2 separate regions of the Homo sapiens genome follow, and region 1 is linked to region 2. The links are chromatin loops, found by intact Hi-C in ENCODE. Cell type or tissue: breast epithelium. All regions are shown on one strand. Region 1 overlaps ATP11AUN (ATP11A upstream neighbor lncRNA). Region 2 overlaps ATP11A (ATPase phospholipid transporting 11A).

The links. A loop is a pair of places that touch in the nucleus more often than their neighbours do. Peaks named below come from ENCODE experiments on the same cell type or tissue, not always from the same donor. Only the 100,000 strongest peaks of a DNase experiment are listed, where the experiment ranks them.
Region 1: it touches region 2 in a loop (16-fold over the local background); 1 of 110 quality-filtered maps calls a loop at or near these places.

The regions. Positions count from the first base shown.
Region 1 is chr13:112,664,748-112,668,747 of GRCh38, reverse strand. All of the region lies in intron 1 of ATP11AUN (ATP11A upstream neighbor lncRNA), which reads right to left. Among named protein-coding and RNA genes, the nearest start is that of ATP11AUN, 20 kb to the right of the region's middle. In breast epithelium, no CTCF peak of the experiment used is centred here; no DNase peak of the experiment used is centred here.
Region 2 is chr13:112,740,990-112,744,989 of GRCh38, reverse strand. All of the region lies in intron 1 of ATP11A (ATPase phospholipid transporting 11A), which reads right to left. Among named protein-coding and RNA genes, the nearest start is that of ATP11A-AS1, 12 kb to the left of the region's middle. In breast epithelium, no CTCF peak of the experiment used is centred here; no DNase peak of the experiment used is centred here; H3K4me3 peaks cover 595 bases; H3K27ac peaks cover 1,436 bases.

The DNA of each region.
Region 1 (4,000 bases), 76 kb after region 2:
TGGATTAAATGAAAAGTTAATGGGTTCTGATTTGTGTAAAATTTACCAATAGCTTTAGACCCCAATCATGAACTGGGGCTAACCTGCCTCAAAAAGAACAAGGAAAAGGTGGCATGGTTTCTCTTTTGATTTAGAAATCTCTGAATTTTCTGATAATGTGTATTACTCCTCTAAAAACATCTTCCAATATTAAATTTTATTTAAAAGTTACATAATTTTTTTTTTTTGAGACAGAATCTCACTCTGTTGCCCAGACTGGAGTGCAGTGGCGTGATCTCGGCTCACTGCAACCTCTGCCTCCCAGGTTCAAGCGATTCTCCTGCCTCAGCCTCCCAAGTAGCTGGGATTACGGGTGTTATGCACCACCATGCTGGACTAATTTTTGTATTTTTAGTAGAGACAGGGTTTTGCCATGTTGGCTGGGCTGATCTCGAACTCCTGACCTCAGGTGATCTGCCTCGGCCTCCCAAAGTGCTGGGATTACAGGTGTGAGCCACTGCACCTGGCCAAAGGTTGCATAAAATTTTAAGCATGTAAAAAATTAGAGGAAAAGTTCATCCATCATTATCAGCTCCTGGCCAACCCTGCTCCACTTCGACTGCGCCCACCCTGCCTCGGTCTGCACTGTTCTCATGAAATTTCAGACAGAGATAATTTCATTTCTTCATTTCCAGCATGGAGACCTTGCCTTTCTTTCTCTCTTTCTGTCTTTCGTTCTCTTCTTATTCTGTACTAACTGTTTTATCTAGAGCCTCCATTACAACATTAAATAGAAACAGGAGAGCAGACCTCCTCCTTCTGCTCCTGAGCTACAGGGAAAGCGTTCAGATTCTTGTCTATAACTGTGGCTTGTCTGTAGATGCCCCTTGCGGGGCTGAGGAAGTTCTCTTCTATTCCCAGTTTTTTAGGCGCTTTATTCTGAAGGGGTGTTGGATTTTCTCAAATGCTCTTTCTGTGCCTATTGAGATGACTACGTGGTTTTTGTCCCGTACTCTTTGGAAGTGTTGTGTTACGTTGATTTTCGCGTATTGAACTGCCCTTGCATTCTTGAGATAAATCCCACTCGGCTGTGTTGTATAATGCTTTTCGATGTTGCTGGATTTGGTTTGCCAGTATTTTTTTGAGGATTTTGCACTGATATTCAATGAGGATATTGGCCTGTAGTTTTCTCTTCCTTTGATCACAAGTCAGTCTGATTTTGGTGTTAGGATGATACTGATCTCATTGGATGAGTTAGAATGTGTTTCTTCCTCTTCTATTTTCTTTCTTTCTTTCTTTTTGAAAGAATTTGTGAAGGTTGGTATTCTTCTTCAAGTGTTTGGTAGAATTTACAAGTTAAGCCATGTGGGCCTGGGCTTTTCTTTGCAGAAAAGTTTTAATTACTAATTAAACCTCTGTTTGTTGTTAGTCTACTTGATTTTTCATTTCTTTTTGAGTCTCTTTTAGCAGTTTCTGTTTTTCTAGGAACTGGCTCATTTTACCTAAGTTATCTAACTTGCTGGCAGAGAGGTCCATCTTCTGTTACTTCTGTTGTGTCCACAAAGTGAATGAAAAGATGGCCTCGTGCTTTCTGAGATGAGCCTCCTCTGTTCTCCCTCACTGTGGTCTGGGCTTTCCTTTCCTTTGCTCTTAGTGTCTCTATCCTGCTTGATTTGCTTCTGATCTCAGCACTTTCCCCCCCAGAACAGAGGTCTGGACAGCTCTGGACATACACACATCCTCATGCACTCCCACACACTCACACATAGACGCAGACACATCCTTACACACACACGGACACAGACATCCTCACGTGCTCCCACACACTCACACACGGACACACACATCCTCACGTGCTCCCACACACTCACACGGACACACACATCCTTATACACTCCCACAAACCCACACATGGACACACACACAGCCTTATGCACTCCTGCACACTCACACATGGACACACACACATCCTTATGCACTCCCACACACACACACGGACATACACATCCTTATGCACTCCCGCACACTCACACATGGACATACACATCCTTATGCACTCCCGCACACTCACACATGGACATACACATCCTTATGCACTCCCGCACACTCACACATGGACACACACATATCCTTACTCCCACACACTCACACATGGACACAGACATCCTTACACACTCCTGCACACACATCCTTATTCCCACACACACGGACACACATCCTTACACACTCCCACACACTCACATGGACACACACATCTTTATGCACTCCCAGACACACAGGGACACACATATCCTTATGCACTCCCACACACTCACACATGGACACACACATCCTTACACTCCCACACACACGGACACACACATCTTTACACACTCCCGCACACCCACACATGGAAACACACACAGCCTTATGCACTCCTGCACACTCACACATGGACACACACACATTCTTATGCACTCCCACACACACACGGACATACACATCCTTACGCACTCCCGCACACTCACACATGGACACACATCCTTACACACTCCCGCACACTCACACATGGACACACACATCCTTACGCACTCCCGCACACTCACACATGGACACACACAGCCTTACACACTCCCAGACTCACACATAGACACACATCCTTACACACTCCCACACACAGGCACACACATCCTTACACACTCCCACACACACACATGGACACACACAGCCTTACACACTCCCACACACTCACATGGACACACACATCCTTATGCACTCCCAGACACTCAAACAGGGACACACATATCCTTATGCCTCCCACACACTCACACATGGACACACACATCCTTACACTCCCACACACTCACATGGACACACATTCTTACACACTCCCGCACACTCACACATGCACACACATCCTTACACACTCCCGCACACTCACATGGACACACATATCCTTACGCACTCCCACACACTCACAATGGACACACACATCCTTATGCACACGGACACACATCCTTACACACACATGGACACACACATCCTTACACACACACCCTTACACACACGGACACACACATCCTTACACACACACTCATGAGTGCACTTGCACACAGGCCTGCATTCACTCACACGCTTCCTCTCGCACCCACATACACAAGCTGCCTTGCTTTACTCAGCTGTCAGAGTTTTTCTGAATCTGGAGAAGGAAACAGCAAGATAGAAAGGGGGTTGAGCCCAGTTTTCTCAGCAATTTCAAAGGGCAGGGAGACCACAGATGATACCTGGGTTACATCTGCCACTAGGGAAGAACTGGAGCATCGAATGGTGGGCATACGGGGAAAGCTTACTTACTTGGTAAAGGCTGAAAAAGAAAATATGTGGGACTTGTAATTATATTTTTAAGGATAAAGCACAACCCTTTTATTAGTGCCGTGATACTTGCTTCATCTGACCAGGGCAGCTGGTAAACTGCAAACATCAGGAAGAAACATTAAACCTGGGAAGAAAGAATTGAGAAACATTTCTTCTCTTAACTCAGCAGTAGACACTGGAGGAGAATCACAGGGGAAGCCTGTGATGCAGAAGCCACCAGAAAAGCACCTGCTGCAGCAGAGGCAGGCTTGGCGAGGCTTCCAGGAGAAGCGCTGAGCGCAGAGCACGGCCCCGTGCAGGGAAAGGGAGCAGCCTGCAACCCAGCCCAACCTGGAGGGAGGTGGTGCACACGCAGCTCTGCCAACGATGCAGGTTCACCAAGTTCCTGCAGGCCAAGGATGTACAGGGTGGGGAGCACATCCGTGTTCACGTAAGCAGCACGCCCCTGACGACGCCCCAGCTGCGAGTGGCCAGAATGCATGCAGAACCACACCTGGCGGTTCCATGTGGGATGGAACTTCGCTCAGCCTTGTTATCAGGGAGAACCCACCAGATGTGGGATGCAACAGAGTGTCCTGTTTGTTAACTGCTGGGACGTCTTGAGCAACGATGATCAGGGTTCACTCCATCTGCCACAGGAGGAAGGTAGCTCCTCATTTGACTCTTC
Region 2 (4,000 bases):
ATCCTCACATTTTCTGATGAATCACTGTGTGCCACGTACTATTTTAAGACTCCCAGATGTATGATCACATTTAAAACTCACCATTGTTTGAAAGGGACATCCCTGTTATTTTCATTTCCCAGTTGAAGAAATTGAGGCTGGAGAGCTCACATATCTTACATGAAGTAGGGAAGGAATTTGAACTGGAGTTGGCTAACCACAACGTTTTAACTTGGGACACACTTGGAACACTGTTCAGAGCACTCTGTGCTTTACACACCAGCCGGGTGACTAAGAGTCGACCAGGAGGGAAGGTGTGGAGGATGCACTTTCCTGGCAAAAGCAAAACACCTCCACAGCACCGAGCCGAGAGCTGACTGCAGGCCAACGAGCCCGAGAAGTGCAGCGGCTCACCCGTGAGGGCAGGTGGTGAGCAGAGGGCCGGGGAGGGAGGCACCAGCAGCTAACAATCAGCTTTCACGTGAGAAGCTGCCAGGGAGAGTCACCAAATGTGAAGATTAGGCTCCCCATGTCTGAGATTCACTGGACAGAAATAAGCATCCCTGAAATCGCCACTCAGAGAAATCCATCAACACACATCAACATACAGAACACTGCACTCCATCACACCCTCCCAGACCATCCGAAGCCGGGTGCCGGGAGGAAAGAAAAATCCATCAACACACATCAATATACAGAACACCATACTCCATCACACCCTCCCAGACCGTCCCAAGCCGGGTGCCGGGAGGACAGAGAAATCCGTCAACACACATCAACATACAGAACACTGCACTCCATCACACCCTCCCAGACCGTCCCAAACCGGGTGCTGGGAGGACAGCGACATTCTCCTGCCTTCTTGTTTTAACTTTCTTGACCACTGACAAATGCGTGAAGAGGAAGCCTTCCTTACGTGAAAGAGGCAAGTGGCCCACTCACCGCAGCTGGACACGCAGCTCAGCCGTCATAGTATGATGACTAAAATGACCACGTCCATACCAGCAGGAAATATTCTAACCTGAAAACTGGCTTAACCTGTAACTTGCACTGTTGGTTCAATCAAAACCAAATACTTTACAAATGCACAACTCCCCTTTTTCCTTCAGACCTGGTTAAAGTTCTTAGCAAACTCCCCAAATTCAAAATGAAGCCTCTGGATGGTGGATGGGCCTATACTAAACTCCAGGGAAGGACACCCTGAGACCACAGGAAATAAACAACCAATCCTCTTTTCCTGAAGCTGTATAGGTTACCTTAAGCTTACTGTGTTACATTCCTGAGCTCAAAGGAACCTACATCTGCCTAAGCCGTCAACTCTAGCAGGAACCTACAACACCTGCCTATGCTGTCAGTGCTAGCAGGAACCTGCAACATCGCACAGGTTATCACACTCTAGCAGGAACCTACAACACCTGCCTATGCCGTCAGTGCTAGCAGGAACCTACAGCATCTACACAGGTCATCACACTGTAGCAGGAACCTACAACACCTGCCTATGCCGTCAACGCTAGCAGGAACCTACAACATCTGCACAGGTTATCACACACTGTAGCAGGAACCTACAACACCTGCCTATGCCATCAGTGCTAGCAGGAACCTGCAGGAACATACAACACCTGCCTATGCCGTCAGTGCTAGCAGGAACCTACAACATCTGCACAGATCATCACACTGTAGCAGGAACCTGCAACATCTGCCCAATAACCACACCCTTAAAAACCTCCCTCAGCCCATTCTATTTTCCAGCAATGCTATTGAATACAGCCATATTTTTTTCACGATGGTGAAAATACACGTTTCCCACCCATGTGGCAGACATCTCACAAAATACATGTGTTCATCACAGGGAGTAAGCAGATCAAGGATGAGGGCACTGGAGCAACTGTCTGCCAGTCTGAATCTTCCCCAGAGAAGCCACAGCAGGCTAACGACTTCGCCTCTCCATAGAACCCTCTGCACAGGTGAGGTCTGCTGGCACATGTGCTGTCATACACTGTGCTACTGATGCTTAGAAACCTAACTAGATTCACAGGGTGAGTTCTGTATCAGACATCTAGGAAATTCTTGAGTGAGTGCCTCTCCCCTCTGCCCACGTACACAATAAGGAAAAACAGGTGTCTATCTGCAGAAAGTCTCGCTACACAGTAAGGATTGGAAAAACAGGTGTCTACCTGTGGAAAGTCTTGCCATTGTCAGGGGTCAGAATGGAAAATGCTCTTTCTGACCTTCAGTCTGAGCACGTGTCCGAGCCCCCTGAGATCCAGCCACACTGCGGGGAGGCACAGGGCGAAGGCCGGCCGTCACACACGGGGGATACCATCTAAGTGAAATAAAATGGAGCAGGCTGAGACTGCCTCAGGAAGCCGATGTTGCGCTCCACAGGTAGCTGGCATAAGCGGTAGCTTCGCAGAATTATCGTAAGTGGCATCATTTTTACACAGCTGAGCAAATTCTCAGGTTTTCCCTTTTCTCACTTTTGGTCGTCCAGTGCCTGAAATTAATGCTAATGAACATCCAGACTACGAAATCAGACAGCACCTGTCATAAGTCCCCCCACACACGACCTGTGACACCGCGTGCTCACACCCCAGTCTCCCACAGAGACCAGCGCCCGCAGGGGCTCCTCCGTGGGACCACATGCTGAGCAGCACAGACACTAGTGTCTCAGGCGCAACTCGACATGGGAGGTGACAGGACAGCACCCCCTTCCACAGGAGGTGTCTCCCCCACCCCCCAAGGGTTCCCATGCTGCATTTCCCATGCAACATCAGGCCAGGCAGCAGCCATCTCTACATGAGCCTGCACTTATTTTAAAAACCTCCTTTCAACCTGGCACCATCTAGATCAAGAATGAGTGTTCCTGTTTGCCTCCAGGGGTGGCTGCTCCCTGTGGACAATGCGTTCACCCCGCACCACCCATACTTAGGACACGTGAGAAAAGCGCACTGTGGGGAGGGGGAGCACTCCCCTGTGGGGGAAGGGGAGCACTCTTCTGTGGGGAGGGGGACCACTCTTCTGTGGTGGGGGAACCACTCTTCCGTGGGGAAGGGGAGCGCTCTTCCGTGGGGAAGGGGAGCAGTCTATGGAGGAAGAGGAGCGCTCTGGGGAAGAGGAGCAATCTTTGGGGGAAGAGAAGTACACCTCCACAGGGAGCAGAGCACTCTTTACTCCCCTGGACCCGGAACAGTCACTGTGAGGCTCAAAATACCCGGTAAAACATTAAAGGCCCTGATGCACAGAGGCAGATGGAAAACAGTGCAGAGAGAGCCACAAACAAAAACAGCCGGCATCCACTGAATATGGGCAGAGAGAGAGGTGGCTTGGCGGGAACAAACGACTAAGGAGCACGGGCCCCTGAGTCTCCCTGCAGCCCACCTGTCCCAGATCAGCACAGGGACGGAGTCTCCAGCCCACAGTGAGGCTATGGCCTGCCCCAGTTGGCTAGTGCCTCCACCCTCCACCGCTGATGCAACGGGCAGCCTGGAGCAGCCCAGGCCAGGGTAATGGTGCTGGACCATTGTTCTCTGCCCTCCACCATGACAGGTGCCCCCAGAGAGTTCATCTGCCCCACAGCCCCGCAGGGACCGGGCCACCTTCTCCACCCCAGTGTGGCTGCCCAACCCTCCCGACTACAGCTTCTGCCCCACAGCCCCGCAGGGACCAGGCCACCTTCTCCATCCCTGGTGTGGCTGCCCAACCCTCCCGACTACAGCTCCTGCCCCACAGCCCCGCAGGGACCGGGCCACCTTCTCCACCCCCAGTGTGGCTGCCCAACCCTCCCGACTACAGCTCCATGTCCCTCACCTCCCCAGTCCCCAGCCTCCCAAAAAAACATAAAGCTCTGTGGAAACACAGACACAGCAAACAGAGCACTTCCACCCACATCTTAAATCTCTTTGTGGCTTTCTTTGGCTTTACATTAGAAATATAAAGTATTAGAAACACTGACCTAAACAAGCAAACAAGGCCCATGTAAGTGATTCAGACCCGTGCTGTGCCTTGCTTGTTTGGTTCTCAG